2 separate regions of the Homo sapiens genome follow, and region 1 is linked to region 2. A link is an interaction called in ENCODE POLR2A ChIA-PET data of the cell type or tissue named here. Cell type or tissue: PC-9. All regions are shown on one strand.

The links. ChIA-PET counts read pairs that join two places held together with the same protein. Peaks named below come from ENCODE experiments on the same cell type or tissue, not always from the same donor. Only the 100,000 strongest peaks of a DNase experiment are listed, where the experiment ranks them.
Region 1: POLR2A ChIA-PET joins it to region 2 with 6 read pairs; 15 of 35 experiments call an interaction of 5 or more read pairs at or near these places.

The regions. Positions count from the first base shown.
Region 1 is chr11:119,281,811-119,286,810 of GRCh38, forward strand. CBL (Cbl proto-oncogene) reads left to right here. Exons shown (of 16, transcript NM_005188.4): 10 at 3,159-3,290; 11 at 3,379-3,756. Among named protein-coding and RNA genes, the nearest start is that of MIR6756, 29 kb to the right of the region's middle. In PC-9, CTCF peaks have their summits at 2,976 (motif pointing left) and 3,176; a DNase peak (open chromatin) is centred at 2,971.
Region 2 is chr11:119,220,897-119,225,896 of GRCh38, forward strand. The region is part of intron 1 of CBL (Cbl proto-oncogene); the gene reads left to right. Among named protein-coding and RNA genes, the nearest start is that of CBL, 17 kb to the left of the region's middle. In PC-9, no CTCF peak of the experiment used is centred here; no DNase peak of the experiment used is centred here; H3K27ac peaks cover 861 bases.

The DNA.
Region 1 (5,000 bases), 61 kb after region 2:
AAGATATTTTCCTCATCCTTGATTTGATGAAAATTGTAAGGGTATTTTTGGTTTGTTTGTTGTGGGTTTCCTTTCTTTCATTGAGCTAGGTATGTAATAAACCCTTTCTATTTGGATATTTATGTCCTTTAAGTCTTGAAGTCTTGGAAATGTTTGTATTTCTCTGATCACTTATTTTCCATTTATAAATTTATAAAGGTTCCACCTTTTCTGGAGCCTTATATGCTATGATAAAAGAATATTGCGGCCGGGTGCGGTGGCTCATGCGTGTAATCCCAGCACTTTGGGAGGCCGAAGCGGGCAGATCACCTGAGATCAGAAGTTCCATACCAGCCTGGCCAGTGTGGTGAAACCCTGTCTCTACTAAAAATACGAAAATTAGCCAGGCATGGTGGCGCATGCCTATAATCCCAGTTACTTGGGAGGCTGAGGCCAGAGAATGGCTTGAACCTGGGAGGCAGAGGTTGCAGCGAGCTGAGATCGCACTATTTCACTCCAGCCTGGGCAACAAGAGTGAGACTCCATCTCAAAAAAAAAAAAAAAGACTATTGCAAGGATCCATTATGATGTTGAGACATGAATGTAAAAATATGATTAGTTCAACCCTCTGTGCCTAAGGAATGAGAGAAAGATTGATGATCGGCAGAGAGGGCCTTCCAGAATGGGGAAAGGATTTAAAGAATGATACGGAAGTCGAAATAATCATTAGAATGTGCAGGAAACACTGAGGAGATGAGCCTGAATAGAGCAGCGTTGATGCTTGTTAGGGAGTTGTGGGAAATACCTTTCTTTGGTTGCAGAGACCAGATTAGAAAGACTTGTGAAAGCTGGGCAGGAGGGTGAGATTTTGTAACAGGGCAAATTGGGAGTTACTGGTGGTTTTTGAGTTGGTGAGTGTTTAAGAATGGCTAAGCTGATAGTGGTAAGCAGAAGGATGTGGTGAGATAAACTACAAGTTGGGAAGTTCACTAGGTTGTTTTAATAAATCACGGCCACCCGCGGTGGCTCACGCCTGTAATGCCAGCCCTTTGGGAGGCCAAGGCAAGGAGGATCACTTTAGCCCAGAGGTTTGAGTCCACCCTGGGCAACATGACAAGACCCCGTCTACCCGTGCCTTCCCCGCGCCCCAAAAAAAAAAAAGCCACATGTGGTGGCGCACAGCTTGTCCCAGCTACTTGAGAGGCTGAGGCAGGAGGATGGCTTGAGCCCAGGAGGTCAAGGCTGCAGTGCACCATGTTTGTGCCACTGCAGTCCAGCCTGGGCTACAGAGCAAGACCCTGTCTCCCATAAATAAGTAAGGTCTGGGGTTGGTAAGTAGAATGAAATGAAATATACAGGTATGAGAATCTTTTAGGGAAAAATCAGCAGGATATAGCTACTGACAAAATAATTATGATGAAGTGAGAGGAGGCTTGACTAGTAACTTTGACTTTTGTCATTGAGCTGTTTAGCTGCTCATGCTGCATTGTCAGCTAATTGGGAACCCGTTATCTTAAGCATGTGGATAAAGCAAAGAGTTAAAGATGAGAGCTTTTCTGTCATCCACCACCCAGCACTAATAACATGACTAAATATGGCTGTTTTTCTGTCAGTGTTGCTTTGCTGTTGGGGAATTTAAATGCAGAGTAGCATTTTTTTTTTAATGAATTACTGTGTATCTCTTGACAGCTTACTTTGACAAGCTTATCAGCTATTCCTAAGCCTGCTATAGGCAGGGAAATGGAAAAGGTTATATATGTGTTCTTTCTTCTAATTTGGTACCTCATTTTTTAGAGCTCAAATTGACAGAAAATATTAATCCTTTTTAATTCTTTCTTTTTTTTTTTTTTTTTTTTTTTTTTTTTTGAGATGGAGTCTTGCTCTTTTGCCCAGGCTGGAGTGCAGTGGCGCTATCTCGGCTCACTGCAAGCTCCGCCTCCCGGGTTCATGCCATTCTCCTGCCTCAGCCTCCTGAATAGCTGGGACTACAGGCGCCCGCCACCACACCTGGCTAATTTTTTGTATTTTTAGTAGAGACGGGGTTTCACCGTGTTAGCCAAGATGGTCTCGATCTCCTGACCTCGTGATCCACCCGCCTCAGCCTCCCAAAGTGCTGCGATTACAGGCGTGAGCCACCACGCCTGGCCTTAATTATTGAATTGAAATAATTTATTTCTTTGGAAGGACTCAAGATGCTTTTTAGTGATATTCTTGATCATTTTTCTTTACAAATTCACCTTAAAAAAATTTTTAGTTAAAATTTTTTAGAGGGATCTCACTATGTTGACAAGGCTGGTCTTGAACTCCTGGCCTCAAGCAATCCTCCTGCCTCCCCAAATGCAGGATTACAGGTGTGAGCCACTGTACCGACTCTCATCTTCTTTCTTACCTTAATAACCCATAGAGAATTCACCGTCATCGATCTCTTTCTTTATTATGTCCCTTAAACATTGTTTTCCCAGGTACTTTGTTAAGAGGTTAATATCTGCACCCCCCGCCCCACTGCCATCCTTTTTTTTTATTTTATTTTTGTCGAGACAGGCTCTTGCTCTGTTGCCCAGGCTGGAGTACAGTGGCTAGATTATGGTTCACTGCAGTCTCAAACTCCTAGGCTCAAGCAGTCTTCCTGTTTTAGCCTCCCAAATAGCTGTGTGCCACCATGGCCCAGCTAATTTTTTATTTTATTTTTTGTAGAGATGGGGTCTCATTATGTTGCCCATACTGGTCTCGAACTCCTGCCTCCCAAAATGTTAGTATTACAGGTGTGGGCCACTGTGCATGGCCTGCCCCTTACTTTTTATATGGATTCCTATTTTTAATCTTGAAAAGATTTTTTTCTTTCTCCAAAGATGAGGGGGTAGAAAACTGTTGTAATTTTTAAAGTTGTAAACTAGGAAACTTTTTGTAGCCCTGTCCTTTCTAGATAGATTACCTGTAGCTTGCCATGGGTATGGTGTTTCTGTGATTGAGAGTGCCCTCTTATGGTGACACAAAAATTATTCAGGAAGTGCTAGAGTCTCTGGAAGTTTTTTAAGAGGGTGTGTGCGACCTCAAACCTAGGTCTGGCCCATTTGTAGTTTAAGTGTTCCCATGGTATTTGCCATCCACAGCTTTAGGAGAGTTGAAAGATGCCATTTCCCCAAACGAAAGTAATCTGTTAAATTTTTTATGTACCCTAGGTGGAACGGCCGCCTTCTCCATTCTCCATGGCCCCACAAGCTTCCCTTCCCCCGGTGCCACCACGACTTGACCTTCTGCCGCAGCGAGTATGTGTTCCCTCAAGTGCTTCTGCTCTTGGAACTGCTTCTAAGGTAAAGCATTTTCCATTACTGCAGTTTTTGGATTCTTTGCTGTGTACTAGTGGGTTTTTACTGATTTGCTTTCACCCTGCTTCCACAGGCTGCTTCTGGCTCCCTTCATAAAGACAAACCATTGCCAGTACCTCCCACACTTCGAGATCTTCCACCACCACCGCCTCCAGACCGGCCATATTCTGTTGGAGCAGAATCCCGACCTCAAAGACGCCCCTTGCCTTGTACACCAGGCGACTGTCCCTCCAGAGACAAACTGCCCCCTGTCCCCTCTAGCCGCCTTGGAGACTCATGGCTGCCCCGGCCAATCCCCAAAGTACCAGTATCTGCCCCAAGTTCCAGTGATCCCTGGACAGGAAGAGAATTAACCAACCGGCACTCACTTCCATTTTCATTGCCCTCACAAATGGAGCCCAGACCAGATGTGCCTAGGCTCGGAAGCACGTTCAGTCTGGATACCTCCATGGTGAGTCTTAATTTTGAAACTATCTAACCTGTTAAGAAATATGTGTGGGCCAGGCACAGTGGCTCATGTCTGTAATCCCAGCAATTTGGGAGGCCAAGGTGGGTGGATCGCTTGAGCCGAGGATTTCGAGACCAGCCTGGGGGACGTAGTGAAACCCTGTCTCTACAAAAATTACAAAAATTAGCTGGGCGTGGTGGCACTTGCCTGTAATTCCAGCTACTCGGGAGGCTGAGGTGGGAATATTGCTTGGGCCCAGGAGGCCAAGCTTTCAGTGAGCCATGATGGCGCCACTGCACTCCAGCCTAGGCAATAGAGTAAGACCCTGTCTTGAAAAAAAAGAAGAAAGAAAAAGAAATATGTGTGGATAGAAGTTTATGGGTTGAAATTTTGTGATAAGTTTTATATGGAATTCAGAGATGCTATAACATAATTCCTACCCTCAAGAAATATGGCTGGGCGTGGTGGCTCACACCTGCAATCACAGCACTTTAGGAGGCCGAGGCGGGTGGATCACCTGAGGTCAGGAGTTTGAGACCACCCTGGCTAACATGATGAAACCCCGTCTCTACTAAAAATACAAAAAATTAACTGGGCCTGGTGGTGGGTGTCTGTAATTCCAGCTACTCAGGAGGCTGAGGCAGGAGATTCATTTGAACCTGGAGGCAGAGGTTGCAGTGAGCTGAGATCAGGTGATTGCACTCCAGCCTGGGCAACAAGAGTGAAACTTTGTCTCAAAAAAAAAATGTGTATATTCACAGACCAGATGAGGCAGTTTGTAAATATTGCAGTAAATGTCCTTTCATAAATGCCATTTGTAATCTAACTAGAAAACACTTAAGTTTTAGAGAAATAAGAGGTTATTCCCAGATAGGGCAATCATGAGAACTTTATAGAAGGAGTGGCATCTGAGATCTGAAGTATTTCTTTGGAAAGTGGATACGGTTTTCAGATTGATAACAGCCACAATGACAGAAATGCCTAAGGTGTATTGTGGAATGATGATTAGGTTATTTTAAGTAGAGCAGAAATTTTGTCAGTAGGAGAAAGAACTGGAAAGGAACATCACACTAGATTAGAGAGAGTTGAATACCCTCTCCCAAAAGAATTTTAATTTGTATGGTAGGAAATGAAGAGCATTTGAAGGGGGTAGGTTATTGGTCCTTTGTCTAAATATGCAAGAAAGGGTCCAGAACTGAGAGGTGGGAGAGGAATATTTGATGTTTTGTTCATTTATGCACTTAACA
Region 2 (5,000 bases):
GATGACACTTTTTTTTTTCCTGTGATCAGTTGACTTTAAAATATGTTTGTTAAAAAAAAGTATAGGTGGCCGGATGCAGTGGCTTACGCCTGTAATCCCAGCACTTTGGGAGGCCGGGGTGGGCGATCATTTGAGGCCAGGAGTTCGAGACCAGCTTGTTCAACATGTGAAACCCCGTCTCTACTAAAAATACAAAAATTAGCCGGGCGTGGTAGTGCGCGCCTGTAGTCTCTGCTACTTGGGAGACTGAGGCAGAGAATTGCTTGAACCTGGGAGGTGGAGGCTGCAGTGAGCTGACATCACACCACTGCATTCCAGCCTGGGTGACAGAGCGAGACTCCATCTCAGAAAAAAAAAAAAAAGTATAGGTTTCCGGCTGGGCACCGTGGCACATCCTGTAATGCCAGCACTTTGCGAGGTTGAGGTGGGCGGATTGCTTGAGCCTAGGAGTTCAAGACCAGTCTAGGCAACATAGTGAGACCCCATCTCTATTTTTATTTAAAAATTAAACCAAAAACAAAAAAGGATGGGTTTCTGATTTGTCTTTGAAAAACAGTCATGAGTTTTCGTTTAAAAAAGCTTCACTATAAGCTGGGCACAGTGGCTCACGTCTATAATCCCAGCACTTTGGGAGGCCAAGGTGGATGGATCGCGAGGTCAGGAATTCGAGACCAGCCTGACCAATATGGTGAAACCCCCTCTCTACTAAAAATACAAAAAAATTAGCCAGGCGTGGTGGCGCATGCCTGTAATTTCGGTTACTTGGGAGGCTGAGGCAGGAGAATTGCTTGAACCCGGGAGGCGGAGGTTGCAGTGAGCCAAGTCGCGCCACTGCACTCCAGCCTGGGCAACAGAGAGAGACTCCGTCTCAAAAAAAAAAAAAAAAGCTTCACTATATATTTATACCTGTTAAACTTCTTCAAGTTTCTGAGATGGAGTTTTTAAAATTTGAAGCTTTAAGAGACTTTAGAAATAAATTGATCTAACTCTTTCATTTACAGAGACCCGGAAGGGCAAATAACTTGCTTGAGGTTGTATAGCCAGTTAATGTCAGTCACCAGACTAGAGCCCAGGTCTCTGGACTTGTGCTCTAGTATCCTCCTCTCTTCTTGACAGGAGGTTAATATTCATCCTTTTAAATTATAATGACATTTTACATGTATAGCTCCACATATTGAATACTTGTTTTTGTAGCATAAAACTATTCATTTTTAACATGGGAAAACATTGAAAATGAGAAATGCTTGTATCAATAAGTTGGAGTCTTTAGAGATAAAAATATTTATTTTAGTCTTACATGTGTATGGTTTTCTGCCTAATTAGAAACACAGATTCCTTAGTGTTAGAAAAGATTCTGTATTCACAACAGCATTAGGCTTAGGCATTGTTGTTCTCTATAACTTTTTGCTCTTTAAAAGTTTAGCAATTTTCAAGCATAGTTTTATTCCTCTTTATTGTGATCATAACACTTTCCAAATTTTTTCTATTGACCATTGAGTCTTGGCAGAAGCAAAGGGAGGAGCTAGGCCAGTGAGAAAGCTATTATGAATGGAGTGCATGGCAGCTGTACAAGGATACTGTTGGTTTCCCGGAGCTAAGCACGTTTCTTTTTAACATTGTTCTGAGTGATGCTGTAAATGTACAGGCAGAAGTAAACAAAAGGCAGCCATTTTTGCCACTGCAGGATTTGGAATGCAAAATAAAGTTAGCCAAATGGAGGACAGACTAAGCAGGAAAATATTTGTATCTTTTAGAAATTTTTTGGTGAATTTTTGTTTTTTGGTTCATGTTTGTTTTTTGAAGGTTAACTATGACTGCCAGTTTAAAATTCACTAAATAATATAGGCAGATTGTTTGGGTTTTTGATGTTTGTTAACTATTGACTTGAATTATTCACACAGGGCCTTTAGGAACCATTTTTTAAAAGAGGTTATACATAATAAGGACTTTTTTTCCTTTCCAAAGAATATTAATATCGAGAGTATCAAGAGCATGGCCAGGCGTGGTGGCTCTTGCCTGTATATAATCCCAGCATTTTGGGATGCCAGGAGGCAGGATAACTTGAGGCCAGGAGTTTGAGACCAGCCTGGGTAACATAGTGAGGCCCTATCGCTGCAAAAAATAGTTTAAAAAATTATCCAGGTGTGGTGGCGTGTACCTGTAGTCCCGGCTACTTGGGAGGTCTAGTTGGGAATGTCTCTTGAGTCCAGGAGTTCAAAGCATTTGAGGTATGATCATGCCACTGTGCTCCAGCCTGGGTGACAGAGCAAACCACCCCACACCCTTCCTTTTTTTTTTTTTTTTTTTTTTTTTTTTTTAAAGAGACAGATCTTGCCATCTTGCCCAGCTGGTCTCAAACTCCTAGGTTCAAGCCATCCTCCCGTCTCAGCCTTTCAAAGTGCTGGGATTACAGACATGAGCCACCATGCCTGGCCTTTTTAAAATTTTTGGTTTTTATTTTATTTTACTTTATTTTATTTTGTTTTGTTTTATATTTTATTTTGAATTATGTTATGTTATGTTATGTTATTATGTTATGTTATTTTATTTTAAGACAGAGTCTCGCTCTGTCACCCACACCGGAGTGCAGTGGCCTGATCTCTGCTCACTGCAAACTCCATCTCCCAGGTTCAAGCAATTCTCCTGTCTCAGCCTCCCAAGTAGCTGGGACTACAGGCGCCCGCCACCACGCCCGGCTAAATTTTTTTTTATTATTATTTATTTATTTTATTATTTATTTATTTTGAGACAGCGTCTCTCTCTCTCTGTTGCCAGGCTGGAGTGCAGTGGCGTGATCTCAGCTCACTGCAACCTCTGCCTCCCAGGTTCAAGTGATTCTCCTGTCTCAGCCTCCCGAGTAGCTGGGATTACAGGCACGTGCCACCACACTCAGCTAATTTTTGTATTTTTTGTAGAGATGGGGTTTCACCATGTTGGCCAGGCTGGTCTCGATCTCCTGACCTCATGATCTGCCCACTGCAGCCTCCCGAAGTGCTGGGATTACAGGTGTGAGCCAATGCCCCTGGCAATTTTTTTTTGAGACTCTATCTCTTAAAAGATGAAGAAAAAAGAGTACCTACCTGTATATTCTTTGAGGTCTGTGTTAGTGTTCCATAGTTGAAGACTTAAGAGTTAGTGCAGTGCTGATTTCCCTGGTCATGATGATTCATTTTCAAAAGATCTTGAGAAAACCAGACATTTAGTATACAAATGAACTTTAAGAGGTGACATGCTAAAGAAGGACAAATAACACTTGTGGAGGGGACATGGTACTAGTTTAAAAATACTAATTCATGAAATGTTTTGGAAACATTTTGTGTTACATTGTGAGGGCTGATACATTGTCATGAACATTTATTGATTGCATATGATACAGGTTTTAGTTTAGTTTTTTGTTGTTGTTGAAGGGATGTGTGGTTGACCCTAGAACAGCTAGGAGGTTAGGGGCACAGACCACCCCACGTCCCATCCACCTCAGTCCCTGTCCCCCTCATTACCTCCAGCCACTGCCCCCCATTGAAAGTCACACATAACTTTTGACTCCCTGCCAAAAGTTAACCAGTAATAGCCTACTGTTGACCAGAAGCCTTACTGATAACATAAAACAGCTTATTAACATGTTATTTTGTACATACATGTATTATATCATGTGTTCTTACAATAAAGTAAGCCAGATTAAAGAAAACATTATTTTTTGTATTTTTTGTTTGTTTGAGATGGAGTCTTGCTCTGTCGCCAGGCTGGAGTGCAGTGGCGTGACCTTGGCTCACTGCAACCTCTGCCTCCCGGGTTCAAGCGATTCTCCTGCGTCAGCCTCCTGAGTAGCTGGGATTACAGAAGAAAACATTGAAAAAATCATAAGGAGGATAAAATATTTACGATTCATTAAGTGGAAGTGGATCTTCATCCTCTTTGTCTTCATGTTGAGTAGGAGGAGGAGGGGTTGGCTGCTGTCTCGGGTGGCAGAGATGGAATAAATAGAAGAGGTGGAGCGGGAGGCAAGGGGGCAGGCACACTTGGTATAACTTTTATTGAAAAAGAACTTCGTATAAGCAGACCCACGCTTTCAAACCCATGTTGTTGAAGGGTCAACTGTATACCTTTTTTTCAGAGGTATTAGGCAAGTACTCCGTTTTATCCTAAACTCTTTGGGGTGTGTGTGTGTGTGTGTGTGTGTGCGCGCGCTTGTATGTATGCATGTATTTATTTATTTATTTGAGACAGAGTCTTGCTCTGTTGCCCAGGCTATGAGTGCAGTGGCGTGATCTCGGCTCACTGCAACCTCCACCTCCCGGGTTCATGCAATTCTCCTGTCTCAGCCTCCCCAGTAGCTGGGACTACAGGTGCATGCCACCATGCCTGGCTAATTTTTGTATTTTTAGTAGAAACGGGGTTTCATCATGTTGGTCAGGCTGGTCTCCAACTCCTGACGTCAGGTGATTCTCCCGCCTTGGCCTCCCAAAGTGCTGGGATTACAGGTGTGAGTTACTGTGCCTGGCCTTATGTTTTGTTTTTGTTTGGAGACAGGGTCTCATTCTGTCCTACAGGCTGGAGTGTGGTGATGCAGTCTTGGTTCACTGCAGCCTCAGCCTCCTAGGCTCAATTGATCTTTTCACCTCAGCATCCCAAGTAGTTGGGACTACAGGCATGTGCACCACATCCAGTTAATTTTTGGTATTTTTTGTAGAGATAGGGTTTTGCCATGTTGTCCAGGCTAGTCTTGAACTCCTAGGCTCAAGCGATCTGCCCACCTCAGCGTCAGCTTCAGCTCCCAAGGTTCTGGGATTACAGATGTAAGACACCGTATCCAGCCAATATAAATATTTTCTTTTTTTTTTTTTTTTTTTTGAGACAGAGTTTCGTTCTTGTTGCCCATGCTAGAGTGCAAAGGTGCTACCTCAGCTCGCTGCAACCTCCGCCTCCCGGGTTCAACCGATTCTTCTGCCTCAGCCTCCCGAGTAGCTAGGATTACCGGCATGTGCCACCACGCTTGGCTAATT